2 separate regions of the Homo sapiens genome follow, and region 2 is linked to region 1. Evidence: chromatin loops called from intact Hi-C (ENCODE). Cell type or tissue: heart left ventricle. All regions are shown on one strand. Each heading gives the region's core, and the rest is flanking DNA. Links, peaks and the distances in the headings are about the cores only.

What was found. Hi-C counts contacts between places; a loop is a spot of excess contacts. Peaks named below come from ENCODE experiments on the same cell type or tissue, not always from the same donor. Only the 100,000 strongest peaks of a DNase experiment are listed, where the experiment ranks them.
Region 2: it touches region 1 in a loop (7-fold over the local background); 4 of 110 quality-filtered maps call a loop at or near these places.

Annotation. Positions count from the first base shown.
Region 1 is chr3:37,112,391-37,123,909 of GRCh38, forward strand. LRRFIP2 (LRR binding FLII interacting protein 2) reads right to left here. Exons shown (of 28, transcript NM_006309.4): 5 at 9,245-9,301; 6 at 9,102-9,146; 7 at 2,664-2,705; 8 at 525-590. Among named protein-coding and RNA genes, the nearest start is that of LRRFIP2, 56 kb to the right of the region's middle. In heart left ventricle, for the core only: no CTCF peak of the experiment used is centred there; no DNase peak of the experiment used is centred there.
Region 2 is chr3:37,048,167-37,059,209 of GRCh38, forward strand. MLH1 (mutL homolog 1) reads left to right here. Exons shown (of 19, transcript NM_000249.4): 17 at 351-443; 18 at 738-851; 19 at 2,320-2,680. The coding sequence ends at 2,487. LRRFIP2 (LRR binding FLII interacting protein 2) reads right to left here. Exons shown (of 28, transcript NM_006309.4): 25 at 10,624-10,744; 26 at 6,920-6,999; 27 at 6,245-6,349; 28 at 4,460-5,795. The coding sequence ends at 5,685. Among named protein-coding and RNA genes, the nearest start is that of MLH1, 60 kb to the left of the region's middle. In heart left ventricle, for the core only: no CTCF peak of the experiment used is centred there; no DNase peak of the experiment used is centred there; H3K27ac peaks cover 6,883 bases.

The DNA of each region.
Region 1 (11,519 bases), core at 1,095-9,094:
TCACAAAGTGACTAGAATAAAGAGTATATTAATTCTGCAGTTTAATTACATTATAGGTTAAAGAGTTTTCAGCAAGCTAGTATGGAAACTTTGCCATTACATATTTATTGAAGAAACTAGAAAATGCATTCCAAGTTCCCAAAACACAAACTTTTAGAATGAAACCTATTTGTGAGTTTAGTTACGGCCCATAATACCACAACTAAATCAATTCAAATTCCTAAAATAAGGATGAGAATCTTACTAAACCTATTCTTGAGGTATATTCCAAAGGACAATTAATAAATGAAAATACTTGTTAATGAGCTTCTTGTGATATAGTACTAACTCTGGCTGCTAGGGTTTGCATATGTTAATACTAAAACTTGCAAATGAAAACAAAATTATTTTTAAATTTCTGATAAATCATGTTTCAGCAGATTATCAAGTTTCAATAATGTCCTAGTAGCACACCAAAGCAATCATAATCCTTAAGTTCCTAACAGTACTTCGTGAATTGTGATATGAGAGACAACAGAACTAACCAGTAGGTCTTTATGAGAATCAGAAGACCTCTTCTTCATTCCATGAGAGTGACTGTAAGAATGATTCTGGAAGTAAATATTCCAAGTTAACTTCAATGATTGCATAGCGAAGTTATGAAAATAATAAAATTCATCTTCAAATTATATACACAAAGGTCTATATGAGATACACAATAGTTTACATGCAATTTATTTCCCAAAGGTTAGTAAACAATTCACTGCACTTTACTAGCTAGTCTACCTGGCCTCTCTACACATCTGCATTCCTCCCTCACCTCCCTCTGTGCCAAGCATCTGTGTGTCTGGCCAGCTAAAGAAAACTTGATTAGAACTAAGAACCAGGCAGAATATTTGTGGAGACCTTCACACCACACTTGAGTCCCTCTGACTTCTTTTTTTTCTTTTTCAATAGAAACAGGGTCTCACTCTGTCACCCAGACAGGGGTATAGTGGTACAATCATGGCTCACTGCAGCCTAGAACTCCTGGACTCCTGCCACAGTCTCCTGAGTAGGTAGGACCACAGGCATGTACCACTACACCCAGCTAATTTGGGGTTGGGGGAACAGGTAGAGACAATGTCTTGCTATGTTGTCCAGGATGGTCTTGAACTCTTGGCCTCAAGTGATCCTCCTGCCTCAACCTCCTGAAATGCTGGGATTACAGGCATGAGACACCACTCCTGGCTAAGGGTATAGGTAACAAGATAATTCATTTCCTTCTATAGTCTTCCTTACCTAAAGGTCAAAAAGCAATCTTTTGGAACAATTAAAACAGGACTGAGAGAACAAAGAACATGACATTAAACTGTCCCAGACAGTACTCTTAACCCAAATTAGTGAATCCACAGTATGTAATGCTCAGGAGGAAAACAACCAACATGGTATGGATTGCCCAGCATACCATAAATGGTCACCTTATAAAAGGGTCCCTTGAAGACAGGATTGTCTCAATACCTAACTTTTCCTAGGAGTACACAGCCAAGTACATATGGGGAAATTAAGGCTAGCAATACTACTAAATAGGTAAATTGGTAGATAAGAAATCTAATCTAGGTACGTACTACTTGCCTGAAATAAGAGAGTGTGGCTAGAAGTGCCCTACCTATCAAGAGCCAAAGGCAACAGACTGCTCTAGGTAAACCATCTCACATATATATAGCTGTATTCCCAATCAATGATTAAAAACTCATTTTACTTTTTTTTTTTTGAATATGCATCTTTTTATACATTACTCTGAATATTTTAAGAGATGTCTATGTAATTTAGAAACTCAGGCAACCTATTGACAAAATATTAACCCAAGAAAAACAAGCTATAACTTAAATTCCTTGGTTAATGACATACCATAAAAAACTAACCAAATCAAACCAAAATGTTTGGACATAACTGATGTCTTAGGTGTCCTCTAACACTACTGGATGTTTTCTATCTAGCAACTTCACACCTGCCAGCTTTGTGACATATGACATAAAACACAATTTGGGCTTGTGCTCAACATGAAGACAAGTTTCTAACAGTGTTAGAATGACAATGAGTATATGTTAGGTGGGTGGCTCATCATTTTAAGAAAAGATATATTACTACCAGCTGGGCATGATGGCTCACATATGTAATCCCATCACTTTGGGAGGCCAAGGTGGGAGGATCACTTGAGACCAAAAGTTCGAGACCAGCCTGGACAGCATAGCAAAACCCCATCTCTACAAAAAAAATAAAACAATTAGCTGGGCATGGTGGCACATGTTTATAGTACTCGCTACTCAGAAGGCTGAGGTGGGAGGATCCCTTGAATCCAGGAGTTCAAGGTTGCAGTCAGTAAGCTATGATTGCACCACTGCACTCCAGCCTGGTTGACAGAGAGGGACCCCATCTTTAAAATTAAAAAAAAAAAAAAGATATTACTACCAATCCTAGTCCTCAATAGATAAGAATAACTTGTGTCTAATTCTGAAATCCTAAAGAAAAAAATTACTATTCATGCCACAACCACAAAACATTAGCTTTTTGCTTTGTTAGTCACACATTTTCCCCAAAAGTTCATAACAAAGCCATGAAAGTTAGTCATATTCTATAATTAGCATCAACAGATGTTTATAAAGTAAAATTCCACATATAACACAAAGTCATGTGCTACATACTAATGATGAAAGTCTTGATGATCTATCCTTGAACATATCATACTGGGTTTCAGCAAAACATGAAAGTTGGTTTGTTTCCAAATTCAGAAATATAAAGAAGAGAAGAAGTAATATTTGAGGTTATTTTAAAAATCCAGCACTATTTTAAAATAAAAAATTATTAAACATGAAAGCTAATCCAGTTGAATTAAAAAATATTCTTCCTCCTACTTTTTCCTAGTATAAAGTATTGCTAAACTGTATGTATATTCAAAACTGTATGTTTATTTTTCTTTTAAACAACAAAATTCATAATCAGTAATAGTGATATGATTCAATCTCAGTACACTATAGCACAAAACATCCTAAGGGAGCCTTTAAATACAAGAATTAAGCATTCTAAAGTCAAAAATGCTTTTTAAGAAAATTATTATCACTTTTAACATCATTTCCTATTGTTTGAAAAATGGCAAAAGCAAAGGATGAACAGGCAATGAGGCAAGCTGACATAACAAGCATGGTCAAGCTTACAAAAGAACAATTGCAGCACCAAGATGGGGAACATTCCCTTGGATCTGCTTGTGAACAAACACCTAAGAATGTCCTTCCTCAAGAAAATGCCGATTTCTCATTTTGAGAAATCTGGTCAATGTGTGAACTGCACAGTATACATACAGGTGTGACACTGAATATAAATCAAAGAAAAATATACAAAACTCGTAAGACCAGAACACCCACATTTCATGTAGGATCCTTTTTAAAAGTAAGATATGTAATACCACATTTCAAATCCAGGGAAGAAAAACTAAATAGTAACTACATAGATTTATGGTTTTCACACATCGTTTCTTAAGCATTCTAGTTTATATTTTTAAGCTGTCTACCCAGAAAGTCATATACAAAACAAATAAAAGCAATGAACAAGTTCCTCAGGTAGTTTAAATACTAATTGTTTGATAAAAATATCTTTCTTTTCCAACTCTTATATTCATTTAAAATTTTAAGCAATACTATTCAAAAACCCAATCTAAAGTAACGTTTTCATAAGGATAGGTTGCAATTCATCAGTAGTTCATAAAATCAACTTAGTAGGGTCAACCAGCTTTTTTTGAGACAGGGTTTCACTCTTTTGCCCAGGTTGGAGTACAATAGCTTGATCATAGTTCACCGCAACATCGAACTCCTGGGTTCAAGTGATCCTCCCACTTCAGGCTCCCAAGTACCTGGAACTACAGAACTACAGGAACATGCCACCATACTTACCTAATTTTTTTTTTTTTAATTTTAGGAGATGGGGTCTTGCTATGTTGCCCAGGTTGGTCTTGAACTCCTGGGCTCAAGCAATTCTCCTACCTCAGCCTTCCAAAGGGCTGGGATTACAGGCAGAGGCCACCGTACCCTGCCCTCAACCAGCATTTTAAAAACTAAACTAGAAGAGAAAATATTAGAGGGTGTTGTGCAAAGTAAGTGCAAATATTATTTTGTGAAACTTTTGTTTCAATAATGTATTTTCTATACTTTTACATATATACAAATCCACATGCATGAATCTTCATGTGTATACTGACTTATGGTGTAAAATGTATTTCTTGTTGTAGAGATCACAATTTTTAAAAAGCTTAAAATATATTAGAAAATCAAAGTATATAATCTAGTTCTAATAAGACATTAAAATAATAGTTCAGTCAGAATAAAGCCCTTCCATTCATGCCTAATGAAATGGTCATTTACAAAAAACATTGCAGAAACCTCAAAAAATAAATTCCATAAGTATCAGACTAAGTGGTACCATTTTACCACTGGTATAAATTCATTGAAAATGTTATTGTAATAAATACCAATTTTATTGGAGCAAAATATCTGTACCGCATGCTTTTCTTATATTATCCTGAAACTAACAGAAAACACAATAAAAAATATTATTATTGCATGTGTAACAAAATCTTGTTACAAAATTTTCTAAAATGCGTAATAGTATGCATTTAAACTGTGTAGTAGTAAAATGTCACTTACCATGGAGAGACACTTCCCCAAAAATAAAGTTGCTTCTCTATAGAAATTTCTAAATTAAAAAAAATCTAACCCTTTTGTTTAAAAAAAAAAAAAAAACCTCCATGACCAAAACATATTACTCAAGTCACACATTCTAGCAGATAAGCTATTCCATCCTCCAAATAAGGTAAGTTCATGGAAAAGAGTAGCTGTCTTTCCTCTTATCATCCTCTCTATAGCACCAGTGGCATTTTACACAGGCATAGGATTTAACAAGCCAAACTGGAAATAACCTGTTTCAATTTTCCTTTTCCAAAATATAATGTAGAATTCAGCTGGTTTAAAAAAAAATGTTGAATCTATCTGGTAGGAAAATCCATAATTTGGGCATACCAATTTCTACTAGAACAATGGGCAAACAAAAAAAGTCACCCCAATAAGTAAAAGTTGGCCTTTATATTGTTGTAAAGAAAAGAAAGATTCATCAAAGGAGGTAAAAGTGAAAATAGTAAGGGCTCATTTCCAAATTTTTGATGCTATAACCATAGAGAAAAAAGAAAATTTTTTTTAACTTTAAAAGTTAAAAAAAAATCCAAAATTTGCTATTGTAATCTTTTAAAGAAATTTTAACTGTCAAACTTGCCTGAAAGTTTTCATTAGGAAACAAACTAGAAAGAAAGTACATACAGTGAACAAAGTTCAGCAAGTGTCAATCTCTATTAGAATGTACCTATTACTCAAATATCAAGGACACTGAAAGTCAAAAGTGAATGCATAACACTAATACCACACATTTTCCTGGGCTACACACCATAGTGTCTTTCCTTTTGGGTGTACTGGCTCTACTCCAAAGTGTCCCAGTTATATCCTTTGATGGGTTCTTCAATAGAATTAAACAGTGTAATAGTAAATAATAAAACACAAAATTGTAAGTATATTTTAAAAATTAAATTCATTAAAATTATACCAAGGCTACTGGTATATAAATAGTAACTAAATACATGCAACAGTAAAAATCTCCACCAATGAGAAAAGGCAATGTATCCCTACTGCTCTGATTCAATCAAGATCACTTTTTCTTCGTTTTTATGCTGTGGCACAATCAACGCTCACTGCAGCCTCGACTTCCCGGACAGCTCCCACCTCAGCCTCCCAACTGGCTGAGACCACAGGCATGCAGCACCACACCCAGCTAATTTATTTTATTTGTATTTATTTATTTTTAGTAGATACAAGGTCTCACTACTTTGCCCAGGCTGATCTCAAACTCCTGGGTGATTCTGCTGCATCAGCCTCCCAAAGTGCTGGGATGAAAGGCGTGAGCCACCGTGCCTGGCCAAGATCACTTCATTTTCTAATTTTGGATCTTTACCTTACTGTCTTCTTGTATTTCAATGTATAAAGCAATGACCAAGCAGCTACTAATGTTCTGCACTATTAATAATCCAATCATTATACAAAACTAATAGACACAGATTGTTTCAATTCTAAATTCCTAACTTTGATTTAATCTTCCCTCCCCCAATCCTACCATTCACAGTCTTGAACTACCTTTGCTGTTTTTATTTTTATACATAATGTCTATAGCACTGACACCAACATTTCCAGCCCATATAGCTTCTGGTAAGCCACCTTTCAAAAAGATAGTATATGAAAGTTAATTGGACAAAAGGAGAAACCTAAAGTCCTAAGAATGCAGCATAAGACCATAAATATATCCACCTCACATTCAGGTACTGCTAATGTTCAAACATCAAATACTACGTTCAAAAAGTATTAGACCTCTTAGTACACGGCCTTAAGTTTTTAAAAATAACTGGCTGAGAAATGCATAACTCCAAAATTATATAGCAAACCACAAGGAAATTTAGGTCAGTGTTTAGGCCATCTACAGAGGACAAAAGTTGTCTAACAATTCAGCTTAATGGAAAAATTATTTTAAAAGCAAATAATTTGATGAAAACTTAGAACTCACAATATTATTTGGGTAAAACAGAAAAAGTTTTATCTCAATTATATTTCTTTTAAATGAAATTAGTAGTGAGCCTTCAGACTTGTTTCCAGGAAAGTCTAAACATTTAAACTGTGTTAGATGTGCACTCACAGAGAGTAATGTACTAGAATCTCCTCTAGGATGTAAAACTTTTATTAATTTTTACATTTATACATTGACGTTTTTAAATACTGGGAGTTTTATTCTATCCCATAGTAACAAATTTTCAAAATCAACATAATGAAATTAAATACTGGAGTTATATCTTAAATTTGTTTAATGATACAAATGCCATAAAAATAAAATCATCCTGATTATATACATTCTGGTATATAGTTATTATCGGTTTAACTGCAGATTCCTTTTTTGTTTGCAGATTTGTTTTAAAGGCCCCCAAATGTTCAAATTTTGCTGGTTCTACCTTTAAGTTAAACAAATATATAATCAAATTTCCTAAGGCCACATACAAATTTATAAATAACCGGCTTAATAACAACTGTGTGAAAATACACACTGCGAACATTATAATGAAAAGCAAATGAAAAAGCCATAAATACAAGAAGAGGATTATTTTCACAGCCTTTGAGACTTAACTTTAAAGCTTTTATTGACTGACTCCCTGCATGATTCTTTACAAAATATTTATTTTAATTTTTATTTTGAGACAGAGTATCACTCTGTCACCCAGGCTGGAGTGCGGTGGCACGATCTCAGCTCACTGCAACCTCCGCCCACGGATCCAACTGATTCTCATGCCTCAGCCTCCCAAGTAGCTGGGATTACAGGCGTGAGCCACTACACCTGGCTAATTTTTGTATTTTTAGTAGAGACAGGGGTTTTTGCCATGTTGGCCAGGTTGGTCTGGAACTCTGAACCTCAGGTGATCTGCTCGCCTCAGTGTCCCAAAGTGCTGGGATTACAGATGTGAGCCACCGCTCCCGGCCTTTTCAAAATATTTAAAGAGAAAAAAACAAAGTACTATATCTCCAGGGAGAAGTATGATGAATTCACTATTAAAATTTTTCTACTGTAAAATCATTTATAAGCTGCCAATTATCTTAGATTTCTGTAAAGATCTGTTAATATTCTTTTTTTTTTTTTTTTTTTGAGATGGAGTTTTGCTCTTGTTGCCTAGGCTGGAGTGCAATGGCGAATCTTGGCTCACGGCAACCTCCGCCTTCCAGGTTCAAGCAATTCTCCTGTTTCAGCCTCCCAAGTAACTGGGATTACAGGCATGCGCCACCACACCCGGCTAATTTTGTATTTTCAGTAGAGACAGGTTTCACCATGTTAGCCAGGCTGGTCTTGAACTCCCGATCTCAGGTGATCCACCCGCCTTGGCCTCCCAACGTGCTGGGATTACAGGTGTGAGCCACCGTGCCTGGCCAATATTCTTAAAAATCTAAAGTTTTATAACTAAAATATTCCTGATTTAGTAACCAGCTTAGTAACTTACTCTAAAAAGACAGTACATTACATTCACCAAGAAAAATAACCAGCCTGGAGAACATTCACCAAGAAAAACAGCCAGCCTGGAGTTTATATTTGTGAATATAAACATGTCAATAACTAGTATGCCAGAGCACACTCAGTTTATTAGAGTCTATTTTTATCATTTATACAAGGTAGAAAGAAAATTACAGTCAGGGAAAACTAACAAATAGAGACTTTAACATGAAAGATCATTTTACTGATTAAGAAAACTACATGGAAGTATACATACAGCATTGTAACCAAAATGCAATTGTACCCTAAAAGCTATTAAAATAAAAAAAATTTTAAATAAAATAAAATGGAAAAAAAGAAAGTATACATACAGCATTATCAATGTGCAAAATAAAAGTGCTGCTTTAAGGTGTAAAGCATACTTTTTTAAGACAGAAATTAGGGTCTTGGCATAATACAAGGGTTTTTAAGGAGCAACTTCTCCTTCCTCCTGACTTATAACAATCCATGCAAAAAACAACCTGGGGCATTCTATAAAATGTTAATCAAAATGTCAAAGCATGATAATTCCTATACATATTCAGAGAACTTTTCAAATCAGTTGTTCAAATTTTCCACATAATAAAATTACAATTAATCATCCAAGCCCCAAAGCTATTTTGCATTTAATTGTCATTTTTTAAGATATGAAAGTAGGGAAAGTCTGAAAGTTAGAACCAAACAAATGTTATTCTACAAGATCAATCTTAATTATTTTGTGATACTTTTCCAAAATCAAAGGTCCTTCTATAGAAAAAGAGATTGGACCCATGTTAATAGATTAAAGTATTCATGATTTTAGAGTTGATTTACTTATGACAATAATTTGAAAGAAAGCATCATTTTCCAATGAAAGGTCTTTGCCAATATTTTATACTTCTTTTAAAAACGCAAAGAAATACAGGAACATTGTCAGATTGTTTAGGCAACATTATTGAAGAAAGCTCACACGTAAGCTTTGTATTGTGTAGACAAGTTAAAATACCAACCCTGTGACTGCCAACACTTCGAATGGACAATGCATCCTCAACTCCCTGATAAAAATGAAAATAAACACAGTAAAAGTTTGTGAGTGATTACATTAAGCTAATGAGGAAAAGTATTAGAGGCAAGTGTATAGGTTATTACAAACCAGATAAGGACGATGGTGACTGGACCGGTGGGAATACCTGGCCCTTTCCGAATCTTCCTGGGAAAGGAGAAAGTACATGGAGAGTTAATCACTGAATAGACAGTTGTTTATCAGAACAACTGAGCAAAGAGCAGTCAGTTAACAGCACAGCAACAACTCCTGAGAGCAGGCAGGTTTGGATAACTTATCTTAGGGGCAGCCACATTCGTGTGTGTGTGTGTGTGTGTGTGTGTGTGTGTGTGTGTGTGTGTGTAAGTTTCAATATAGCAGTACTAGTTTTCTTTCTTTTTTTTTTTAATTATACTTTAAGTTCTATGGTACATGTGCACAACGTGCAGGTTTGTAACATATGTATACATGTGCCATGTTGGTGTGCTGCACCCATTAACTCATTATTTACATTAGGTATATCTCCTAATGCTATCCCTCCCCCCTCCCCCCACCCCACAACAAGCCCTATGTGTGATGTTCCCCTTCCTGTGTCCAAGTGTTCTCATTGTTCAATTCCCACCTATGAGTGAGAACACGCGGCGTTTGGTTTTTTGTCCTTGCGACAGTTTGCTGAGAATGATGGTTTCCAGCTTCATCCATGTCCCTACAAAGGACATGAACTCATCCTTTTTTATGCCTGCATAGTATTCCATGGTGTGTATGTGTGGGGCGGTCACATTCTTTGGTTGGAAAGAAAGTAGAAATAATCTTGGCAATGTTCCTATTTTATCAGGCGTATGTATGTCAGACCACTTGGAATGGTCTGTATAAGACCAAGAGAGTTCAATATACCAAGATAAAAATGTGCAAGTATACTTAACAAAGAGAACTTGAGTTCAGCATTAAAAAAAGACATTAATCTATTTTTTCATTGTGATCATCAGTTTATGCAGGTAGGAAGAAGTGTTAACATTATCACTGATGTATTTTAAGACAGTATATGATTCTAAAAATACTTGGATTATAATTTTGCACTTACTGTAAAGATTTTTTTTCACCACTCTAAGAACTAACTGAAACAGAGCCTGATTGTGTTGTTAATATGAAAAACTACTTACATCTAGAAGTAATTACATATATATTTTAGAGTTGGTCAAGTTATCTCGAATAATGCCATAAGCAGATTTTTAAAAAAAAATGATTGCAGCCTAACAGTTGACTAAATTAAATGTAATTCTAAACTTTTCCACATTTAGCTATTAGCAATGGAGCATTAAGGCCTGAGTCATGTGAGATAAAATGGCTAGTCCCTAAAACCTAATCATCTCAAACAGTAAGGAATTTCTGATCTTTCAGAATTTCAAGTCCAAAGTGTTAAAGTAATGTGTGCTGACTGAAAATCTATACATTACTGACCAACTGGGTTCATAGCTTATCAATGCTGTATTTTTGCAAAATGAATCAATGCCTCAAAACTCCCTGGTTGACATCTGCTGTGACTGATGCCCTTGACCAAATGTATGCTGAAGTCTGTTTATAAGCACTACTATGATTCAATTTCTAATCAGGTATTCTGATCTTTAGGAATTCGTCACTGATTTACATTTGTTGTTGTTGTTGTTGTTGTTGTTGTTGTTTTTTGAGACGGAGTCTCGCTCTGTCGCCTAGGCTGGAATGCAGTGGCGCGACCTCAGTTCATGGCAACCTCAGCCTCCTGGATTCGAGCAATTCTCGTGCTTTGGCCCCCTACTAAGTAGCTGGGACCACAGGCACCCACCACCACACCCGGCTACTTTTTGTTTTAGCAGAGATGGGGTTTCGCCATGTTGGCCAGGCTGGTCTCGAATTCCTGACCTCAAGGGATCTGCCCGCCTCGGCCTTCCAAAGTGCTGGTATTACAGGCATGAGCCACCATGCCTGGCCACTGATTTACATTTTTTATTATGCAATAGACACATGTAGTCTGCAAGAAGCCAAGAAAATTTCTTCCCTTTCTTTATCAACCACGAAAGTTTTGGGGGCATGTGTGTTAGCCTAGAAGGGCAGGTACAGCTTAGTAAGTGGTAATCAGTTCTAGGCTACTTAGTTTGGTTAGTTCAAAAAGCCTTTACTATAAGGTGAGTTAACTCAACATGCCTCTTCCAATATTATTTGAGGTACTAGGGTAAATACGGTTTAATGTCTAATCTTCCCTTTATTCTAGCCTTTTTTCCATTCCATCTATCACACAGAGCATTTTCAAAAATCTCACCTAAAGAGCATATCCCATTAAAGATGCAGCAAAGACAGATGAAGTCATACTTTCAATTATGCCCCTTATATTAATAAAAACAATTATAAATTA
Region 2 (11,043 bases), core at 1-8,000, 65 kb before region 1:
TGAAGGACCCAGACATGGAGAGCCGAATCCCTGCAGGCCATTATAAATGAGATTATGCCATTTGCTCCCATTTCTTCTTATTCTTTCATTTTTGGGGCTCTCCATCTTGATGTGTTCTTTGGATCGTGAACAGATCCAAAGAAAAGGTTGTTCTGCCGTGCTGTTTGTCAGGATGAAAAACTCTTTTTTAAGTGTTTAGGTCTGCCCCCAGTGCCCAGCCCAATCAAGTAACGTGGTCACCCAGAGTGGCAGATAGGAGCACAAGGCCTGGGAAAGCACTGGAGAAATGGGATTTGTTTAAACTATGACAGCATTATTTCTTGTTCCCTTGTCCTTTTTCCTGCAAGCAGGAAGGGAACCTGATTGGATTACCCCTTCTGATTGACAACTATGTGCCCCCTTTGGAGGGACTGCCTATCTTCATTCTTCGACTAGCCACTGAGGTCAGTGATCAAGCAGATACTAAGCATTTCGGTACATGCATGTGTGCTGGAGGGAAAGGGCAAATGACCACCCTTTGATCTGGAATGATAAAGATGATAAGGGTGGGATAGCTGAAGGCCTGCTCTCATCCCCACTAATATTCATTCCCAGCAATATTCAGCAGTCCCATTTACAGTTTTAACGCCTAAAGTATCACATTTCGTTTTTTAGCTTTAAGTAGTCTGTGATCTCCGTTTAGAATGAGAATGTTTAAATTCGTACCTATTTTGAGGTATTGAATTTCTTTGGACCAGGTGAATTGGGACGAAGAAAAGGAATGTTTTGAAAGCCTCAGTAAAGAATGCGCTATGTTCTATTCCATCCGGAAGCAGTACATATCTGAGGAGTCGACCCTCTCAGGCCAGCAGGTACAGTGGTGATGCACACTGGCACCCCAGGACTAGGACAGGACCTCATACAATCTTTAGGAGATGAAACTTGCCCATCTCTAAAATTTCGGGATTTCTTTGTACCCAACAAGGTTCAAACACAACAGTCAGCTTTTATTCATGATTTTTACTTCCATCTGCTGATGTAGAACATACCTCCAGAGTGACCTCAGAAATTGTCAAATGTGAAAACACAAGCCATCACAGTGAGAAATGGGAGGTTGAGTTAGATTGTCTAAGGCTGGAGAGTCCATATACTCCCACTGTTAGCTCTGAAGTGTGTAGCCAGTCTTCAGATTCTGGGTCAGTTGCCTCAGTCTCTCTTAGCTTTTGCCTTACTCTTTATCCGACCACTGCCCTGCCAGGAAAACAAGGCTCTATAACTCCTCTTACAGGTCAGCTTGACACAAAAAGGGTGCCTGGATTCCTAATGTTTCATTGTCACTTTTCCCAGTCAGATGATAATGCTTTTCAAATCAACATATATTTTGGGGGAGGTTGGAAGGGAGAGTTGAAATATTCTAAGAATCAAAGAGTAGCCCACTTTAATCAGAGTATGACCCCTGATTGCTCACAGTCATCTCCTGAGCAGTGTGAGCGAGTTTCAGATGAGGAGGCTGAAGGCCAGTCAGGCATGCTCGAGGATTCCAAGTCTGTAGGTGGGAGGGCAGAGATTTAGTCCTGTTGGCCAAAGCCTCTAGGGAATTTCTCACTCCAGTGGAGAAGGCAACACACTTACCAAACTGTGTGGAAACTATCTCATTTGATTAGAAATTTTACCTCAAGAAGAGGAAGGACAGTTGAGAAAGAACATTTTCTTACACATGAGACAGCTAAGGCTTACAAGAAGGAGAGGAATAATGAGGCAAAATAATCCTCATTAATATTTTCATTCCTCCCCTGGGGATTAGAACTACTTTCAGACCCGATTTTAATGGTAAGTTAGGTACTTCCTACAGTTGCCATCCAAATATCAGTCAGGATCAGACATGATGTTAGCTCCTGCTACAATAAAACCATTTTCTCCCTGAATGAAAACAAAGGTTCCACAGGAGACAGTCCCACAGAGCAGTGGCTTCTTTTCCTCCCTTTAAAACCTCATGTTGGCTGGACACAGTGGCTCACACCTGTAATCCCAGCATTTTAGGAGGCTGAGGTGGGAAGATGGCTTAAGCCCAGGAGTTTGAGGCTGTAGAGCTATGATCACACCACTGCCCTTCAGCCTGGGTGACAGAGCAAGACCTTGTCTCTAAATAAACAAACAAACAAAAAATCCTCTTGTGTTCAGGCCTGTGGGATCCCCTGAGAGGCTAGCCCACAAGATCCACTTCAAAAGCCCTAGATAACACCAAGTCTTTCCAGACCCAGTGCACATCCCATCAGCCAGGACACCAGTGTATGTTGGGATGCAAACAGGGAGGCTTATGACATCTAATGTGTTTTCCAGAGTGAAGTGCCTGGCTCCATTCCAAACTCCTGGAAGTGGACTGTGGAACACATTGTCTATAAAGCCTTGCGCTCACACATTCTGCCTCCTAAACATTTCACAGAAGATGGAAATATCCTGCAGCTTGCTAACCTGCCTGATCTATACAAAGTCTTTGAGAGGTGTTAAATATGGTTATTTATGCACTGTGGGATGTGTTCTTCTTTCTCTGTATTCCGATACAAAGTGTTGTATCAAAGTGTGATATACAAAGTGTACCAACATAAGTGTTGGTAGCACTTAAGACTTATACTTGCCTTCTGATAGTATTCCTTTATACACAGTGGATTGATTATAAATAAATAGATGTGTCTTAACATAATTTCTTATTTAATTTTATTATGTATATATTGTGTCAGTTCAGATGCCAAAAAGAGGTCTTGAACATGTCACAGGCTCTGATGGCACTGACCATGGAGAAAGCTTGATTTGATCATCTGGTGTCTACAATAACCAAAGCTAATTATTAAGGAAAAAAACTTGAAGAAAGAAAATAGTCCTTACTTCATCTATAATGAGGTTTTTGTTTTTTTGTTTTGAGACGGAGTCTTGCTTTGTTGCCCAGGCCGGAGTGCAGTGGCGCGATATTGGCTCACTGCAACCTCCGCTTACCGGGTTCAAGCAATTCTCCTGCCTCAGCTTCCTGAGTAGCTGGGATTACAGGCACCTGCCACCACGCCCGGCTAATTTTTGTATTTTTAGTAGAGATGTGGTTTCACGATGCTGGCCAAGCTGGTCTCAAACTCCTGACCTCAGGTGATCCTCCCACCTCAGCCTCCCAAAGTTAAGTGCTGGGATTACAGGCATGAGCCACTGCGGCCGGCATTAAGTATGAGTTTTTAAGTTAGCCCACTTTGTTAATGACTATGAGTACTAATAGCTTAAGATAAAGAAGTTTCTAGGTAATCTTGTTTGAAGGATGATGTAAAAATATAAATTTAAACTGTGAGTGACAAAATAAACTTCCTTAATATTTGCCTACATTTAGAGAAATGGAGCATTCAGCTCAGAAAGGAAGAATGTCTGTGGTTTTAAGGTAAAATCCATATTCCAAGACTCAGTGAAGAAAGTTCAGTGATAAAGAACAGACTACTCTCATCTTATGAAGAAATGGAGCAATTTCACTTGGAAAGACTAGGAAGACAAAATGTTACAGACGTATTTGTTGTGCCACAAAATAGGCAAGGTCAGTTTTGAACAATAAGAACTCCATAAAGTAGACCAGGGCATCTCAGAAGTGAGGTTCCATGAGCCCAGGTGGGGCACAGGCTGGGTGATCTTGAGTGGAGAGGAAGAGGGGTTTTCTGAGCTTCAAGAGCTGGGCCACACAGTGTGTTGGTTTTAGCTGGGATGGAGTTCTAGAACAAACCTGCACTTTAGAACACCTTTCTACCCACCCCCAACCACACAACTTGCTACTATTAGTAAATGTATAGGCTGAGGCACGGTGGCTCATGCCTGTAATCCCAACACTTTGGGAGGCTGAGGCAGGCAGATCACTTGTGGTCAGTAGTTCAAGACCAGCCTGGGCAACATGGTGAAACCCTAACTCTACTAAAAATACAAAAATTAGCAGGGTGTGGTGGCAGACACCTGTAATCCCACCTACTTGGGGGGCTGAGGCAGGAGAATCAAGCTTGAACCCGGAAGGCAGAGGTTGCAGTGAGCCAAGATCATACCACTGCACCCCAGCATGGGTGACAGCACGAGACTGTCTCTCAAAAAAAAAAAAGAGGCCAGGCACAGTGGCCCACACCTCTAATCCCAGCACTTTGGGAGGTTGAGGTGGGCAGATCACTTGAAGTCAGGAGTTCAAGACCAGCCTGGCCAACATGGTGAAACCCCATCTCTACTAAAAATACAAAAATCAGTCGGGTGTGGTGGTGCACACCTGTAGTCCCAGCTCCTCGGGAGGCTGAGGCAGAAGAATCACCTGAACCTGGGAGGCAGAGGTTGCAGTGAGCCGAGATCGTGCCACTGCACTCCAGCCTGGGTGACTGAGCGAAACTCTGTCTCAAAAAAAAAAGAAAGAAAATGTATAGAAAATCATCTCAATTCAGAAGATTGGTATCCATATTTTTTAAATGAAGGGCTAATTAAAAAAGGAACAAATATTAGAGATTTTATTCACTTTTGAGTTACCTTTTTAAAGTCTAGTTTTATTATCTTATGTGCCTTTAGTCACTAGATTTTCCCCCAATATATTTTCTGTGTAAGCACTTTAAAGATACAATAATCATTTCTATAAAACCACCTGGGTACTAAGAGCAAAAGAGAATCATAAATTCTGCAAAGTAGTTGCACTCCATGATTTTAAAAAAACCTCTTGGACAGGGTACCTCTAAAGGTGAAACTCAAGTCTTTAAAAGTTCTACATTCCAGATTGTTTTTCCTTGAGAAGGAGACAAAAGAAGAGGGATGTGGTTGCCATGATTTGTTTTAAAGTCTCCTATAACAAAATGAACATGTCAGTAGCCAATTGTGGTTGGCAAAAGGGTGTATTTAATAGAATCTGCAGGCAGATTTCCAATCTGCCTGCCCTGCCCTACCCTCCCCCTTTGGGTTTGTTTGAGGTTTCATTCCACAAATAAGCAGCAGATAAAATACTTTACAAGGTACAGCACAGTTGTATTGAAGAAAAAAAGGACCCAACTCTTACTTTAGGAGTATTAGGCCTGGACTTCCCCTGCCCCATGCAATAAAGCAAGTTTTATATACACTCCCCATATTTTTTTCTAACATTTTCTTATATAAATTTAAATATTTTACAAAAAAAGGCTTTTTTCCTCCAAACATATAAATCTGAGTGAAACATAGATTCCCCACCCGAGAACTTGTTTCTTCACTAAAATATAAATGTTGTCTGATATTAAGGGTAAATGTCTTTTGACCACTGGAGATCACTGAAGTCTGAATTGCACCGTGGAGAAGGCACTTGTGTTTTCTGAGGTCTCCAGCAAGTATCTCAGTGAGCACTCATAGAATTGCTGTCTGTCCTCCAGAACCCGTGCCAAGGCCTCCGAGTGCCCAGTTACTGAGGCAGCTGGGGAAAAACGTTGAGTAAACATGATTCTACAATTACGGAGATAAAAAATAAAAACAGCATGGACTGGTTCTACCCTAGAATCAAACTACAACAAAATCCAAAGTGTTCATTCATGTAGATTCAAAATGACTTCATTCTGTCATAAATTATAAAATACAAAGGTGGCTGTTTTAATGACAAAACTCAAAACAGTACTAAAAGGGGTTTGTGTCAATGGACAAAAGTCAGTCCCTCTAGGTAGGGCCCCAAGGAGCATCACCCAGGTTGAAGGGTGGTTTTCCTACTGCTGGGCCAGAAGTGCTGTCCTATTGGCCTTCATCTTCTCCAGCCGCTTGGCCAGGTGGCTGTTGGTCATCTCCATCTCCTCAATCTTGTCCAGTGCTGTTCGTAACTGGAGACAGGGAGAATGCAGTCACTACATGTGGTCAGAAACAACATCCAGTGCTACTCTATTTTCAACTTCCTGGGAAATGAAAGCACTGCTAACTGTGATGGCCTTGCACAGGACCCACAACCTCATTTTTTCTATCAGTTAGAGGTGTTAAATGATGATACTGAGGATTGTTTATTTGTTTTAATCACAGAAAGGATATATAGAAGTTGGAGAAATAGACCTGATCTGAAGCAAAAATACAAACTATCTTTTTACTTAGTATCTAATTGACCAAAACATAAAAGTAAATGGCAGTCACTATGCAGGTCAAAAACCAACACAAATTAGTTAAGTGACTCCACTGCTGTTTCCTTAAGTATCAAATTTCTTACACAGCTAAGAATTATTTCCAGAAGATTTTTTCTTTTTAGGAATGTATTCTCCAAGAAACATATTAAAAGAAGTACCTCTCGTTGTAGCTTCCGTTTTTCTGCTTTCAATTCATCTTCAACTTTCTCAGCATTCTCAGCAGCAGTTTTATATCTCAGAACCTGTCCCTCAAGCCGGCTAATCTGTAAGTATGAGAACATAGGCCTCTAGTACTGGGCACTAGAAGTCACCACTTTTTGGTAGCCAGGATGGAAATACAATGTCATTATAAATGCCAAGTAATCTACTAACAAGTCCCCTAAGGGTGACTCATAAGTCCTCTCAGAACTCAGTTGCTATTTATAAATCAAGTAATGTCCCCAGAGAGGATTACAGCTGTAGAGTCATTTTAGGGCCAATTTCCCATGCTAAGTTTTATTATGACCATATTGTTTAAGTGCCAAAGCAATATAGGAAGAGACACTAAATGGAAAAGTTCTTACACTTTTTGGAATGCGTAAGGGATTTTATTACAAATGATGATCTTGAATTCTCCTGAAATATCTACAAAAACTGATAGCTATAGTTTCCTATGGTTTTAGAGAAAACAGAAGGCTAAAATGTCCCAACAAGTGCTCTCTGCTGGCTTTTCTATTTTAATACAGAACTATTATTGATCCAACTGCAAAGGCAACCCAGGCACTCATGGGTTGTTAGCCACTTAGATGCAGGAAGGACATTTAAATAACTTAGTACCATATAGAAGTACTTACACTTTGCTCCAAGGTAGTTATATCCTGTTCTGCTTTTGAAAGCTTAAATTTGTATTCGCTAATTTGTCTATTGGCATCTCCTAGAACAGAAGAAGACAATGAATTATCTTCACCTGTCAGAGATGACAGTATGAGCCATCAGGCAGTACCTCTGTGGCACAGAGAGGACCATGCAGTCTTAAGATTACAAAATACAGGGCTGGGCGCGGTGACTCACGCCTGTAATCCCAGCATTTTGGGAGGCCGAGGTGGGTGGATCATGAGGTCAAGAGATAGAGGCGACCATCCTGGCCAACATGGTGAAACCCTGTCTCTACTAAAAATATAAAAATTAGCTGGGCGTGGTGGCACAGGCCTGTAGTCCCAGCTACTCGGGAAGCTGAGGCAGGAGAATCACTTGAACCCGGGAGGCAGAGGTTGCAGTGAGCTAAGATCGCGCCACTGCACTCCAGCCTGGCAACAGAGCGATACTCCGTCCCCCTGCCAAAAAAAAATTACAAAATACAAATGCACACACAACAACCACAGCATCTTCAGCAGCCCAGGTTCTGGACTGTATATACTACAAGATGCTCTAGCATATATGTTACTACAGTATCCCTTGCAGCAAGAGTTAGAAGAAAATTCTTTACCCTATGATATGTGTGAGCAGGGCTTGAGAAAGGAGCCCTGCCAATTCAGCAGCAGCCCCTACCAACCCTGTGTGTAACCTTGTGGAGCCTCCCTGCCCACGGGACTGGGCCCTCTAGTTCCCTGAACGCGGCCCCATGCCTTCCCATCTCCCAGGTTTTGCTTCTGCTGTCCAATACTGTAAGGGTCCTTTTCTCCCACCTCTGACTTGCTTCAAGGCCAAGCTCAATTTTCACCTCTTTCATGACTCCCCTTAATTATAAGTCCTTCCCTTGCTGTATTTTATTTGCATTTTTATGACATTTGTCATGCTTTTTAAACATCGTATGTGTAAGCAAGAAGAGGGGCCCTGTCTTGGCCTTCCTAAATCTACCTATGTACCTAGCCAAGTGCACACAGTGTATGCCTAAATAAATATATGTTGGAATAAATGCTGTTCAGTAATGTGATAATGTGTTATGGGTAGAGCTATAAGTTACTAGATGAACATCTGACCTAGGAAGTAAATCACTTAAAATGAAAAGTTTAGAAATGATGGCAGGGGACTTTTAAAATCCCTCCAAGAATCCAAGTTTAGCAAAAATCAGTCTCTGGCATGATTACAGTAATAAGATTTGCAAAAGATAAACCAAATCTAACATACCACAGGAAATATTCAGATTATCTAACTTAAGAACTTTTCTACATTTCCACATGACCAAGGTTACAATTACTTATACAGTCTTCAATGTGAGAGGTTTTTCTTTTTTTTTTTTTGAGATGGAGTCTCGCTCTGTCGCCCAGGCTAGAGTGCAGTGGCGCGATCTCGGCTCACTGCAAGCTCCATCACCCAGGTTCACGCCATTCTCCTGCCTCAGCCTCCTGAGTAGCTGGGACTACAGGCACCCGCCACCATGCCTGGCTAAATTTTTGTATTTTTAGTAGAGACGGGGTTTCACCATGTTAGCCAGGATGGTCTCGATCTCCTGACCTCGTGATCCACCCACCTCAGCCTCCTAAAGTGGTGAGAGGTTTTTCTAATTGGACAATTACTGTCACCTTAAAAGGAACAGGGTTACCATCTCCCCAAAAGCCATATCTGGTAGTGAAAGAGAAGTATTCCTATTTCTGAGCCCTAAAACAAGCTTCAGGATCTGATTTTTAAATTGTTATCCTCAGCAATCTATTGATTATCCAAATGTACTTCTTCCTTCTCACTCTCCAAACCACCTTTCCCTTCCTGTTTTCAAAAGTTTAAGTCTCTTATCTCAGTAACTTCATGTGTGTTTTGAAATCCCATTCCAAAACACTCTCATAATAGGCAAGGCACCATCCAGAACCAAGAGTTGCTCCACTCCTGGCCTTCTGGTCCAGGGAAGCTGCTTGCTTTTGTCTTTGCCAGCTTTCCCACAGTCCTGCAAAGCTCACTTTGTTCTACACCTCCTGCCTGGGTACTTTACCTTCTGCAAATACCAGCTATACAACAACCTACCTACTCTAGGAAGTATTCACACATAAATGCCAGCCCATTCCCCCTAAATCTGTTTCCTTTTAAATTTGCTGCTTAAGGACAATCTCTCAGATCTATTCCCTACCCTCTCTCTAAGACTGCTGACAGCTACTGAACTGGTTCAGGCTCACCACTGTAGTAGCTTCCTAACTAGTCAGCCTGCCTTTTCCCATGTCCCTGTTCTCATCTACCGCCAACACCAAAATGACATTCTTGAACAAAATATTCACCAGGAAATGTCACAAGTGTCCTAACTGATGTCCAACAGAAAAGATAATACCAATATCAAAAGTTAGTATTAATAAGCCTTAACCCAAAAAGTCTTTTCTCTTTTTTTTTTTTTTGAAGAGACGGGTTTTCACCACATTGCCCAGGCTGGTCTCAAACTTCTGAGCTCAAGCAATCCACCACCTCAGCCTCTCCAAATGCTGGGATTATGGGTGCGGGCCACCACGCCTGGCCCCAACATGTCTTTTCTTGGCAGCCTATCTCAGAAGGTTTAGATGAAAAGTCCATGGAATAAACAAGATTTTAATATTAGTTATCAGAAAAGTCACTATTCTTATTGGAAAAATGAAAATCTCCTCTGTCCGAGAATTACACATAATCACTAACAAAGGCTAACTACAAATTCCTGCTGAAATCTTCCTACTATGGGAATTAGTGTGACTGCAGTGATCATTTTATTATGAGGTCAGAAGTAGAAAAATGAGAAAAACTGGAATAATTCGGGTAAAATGAATAGAATAGACTTTATTTTGTGGACTTATTTTAAATTTCATCTAATAAAGATAAACTTGGATTAACAAAATACTTCTAGGAAAATTCTGAAACTACTCAATTTAGTGTGAAGTAGTTCCAAATAGATTCGTCCAATTATCCAAGACAAATTCCAGAGAAAAAACTTTAATGGGGAAGGGTGCTTGCTGTATGGGAGCTTAAAGATGACAAATGGATGTGGAAAAGGACAGTGCCAGGTTGTCAAAAGGCATTTCACTGTGTGCAAAAAGTTCCTAGAAATCACTTTATCCAGAAAGGGTAAGAGCAATAAACCTCATTATCCCCTGAAGCACACAGGCTAGTGGAGCCTCTATTCAGCTATATTGCTGACTAGGACTGTTTTTCTGGACTAGCCAAGGACTAACCAATTTTTGCAGCATAGCTCTTCTTAAGAAAAGCATATTAACGGCCAGGCGCGGTGGCTCACGCCTGTAATCCCAGCACTCTGGGAGGCTGAGGTGGGCAGATCACCTGAGGCCAGGAGTTCGAGACCAGCCTGGTAACTATGGTGAAACTCTGTCTCTGCTAAAAACATAAAAAACTAGCCGGGCATGGTGGCAGGCGCCTATAATCCCAGCTACTCAGGAGGCTGAGGCAGGAGAATTACTTGAACCCAGGAGGCAGAGGCTGCAGTGAACGGAGATTGCACCACTGCACTCTGACCTGGGTGACAGAGTGAGACTCCCATCTCAAAAAAAAAAAAAAAAGAAAAGTGTATTACAAGATACCAGCAACCTGCTGACAAACCCACCCCTGGGACACAGTCTATATACAGACTGGGACTGGCCTGTCCCCTGGTACCTACTCTGCATTTCGATGAACTGCAAGTCTGAGCCATTCTGCAGTCCTGCCAGGTCACCCACTGTGCCATCATTCCTGGAGCATTTCTGTCGTTCCTCCTCTAACTGAAGCTTCAGTTTTCTAATCTGAAATGAAAATAAAGGTTCATCAGCAAGATCCAATCTCTCAAATGAAGCCGATGCTTATTCTATGGTCACATCATAGAACAAAGCAGACCCTTATCGTATCAGCCACATTCATTCAAAACCTATTTTCTTGAGTGCCTAATAGGAGACACACATCGTCCTAGGTGCTAAAGATAAGCTACGAACAAACATCGAAAAGAGCAAGCCCCAGGACCAGGTGTCCCAGTAGAAAATAGCCATATTTTAAATTTGTGTCTGCTTATGGAACAGTACATCTTTGGGGTATTTTTTGTTACTTT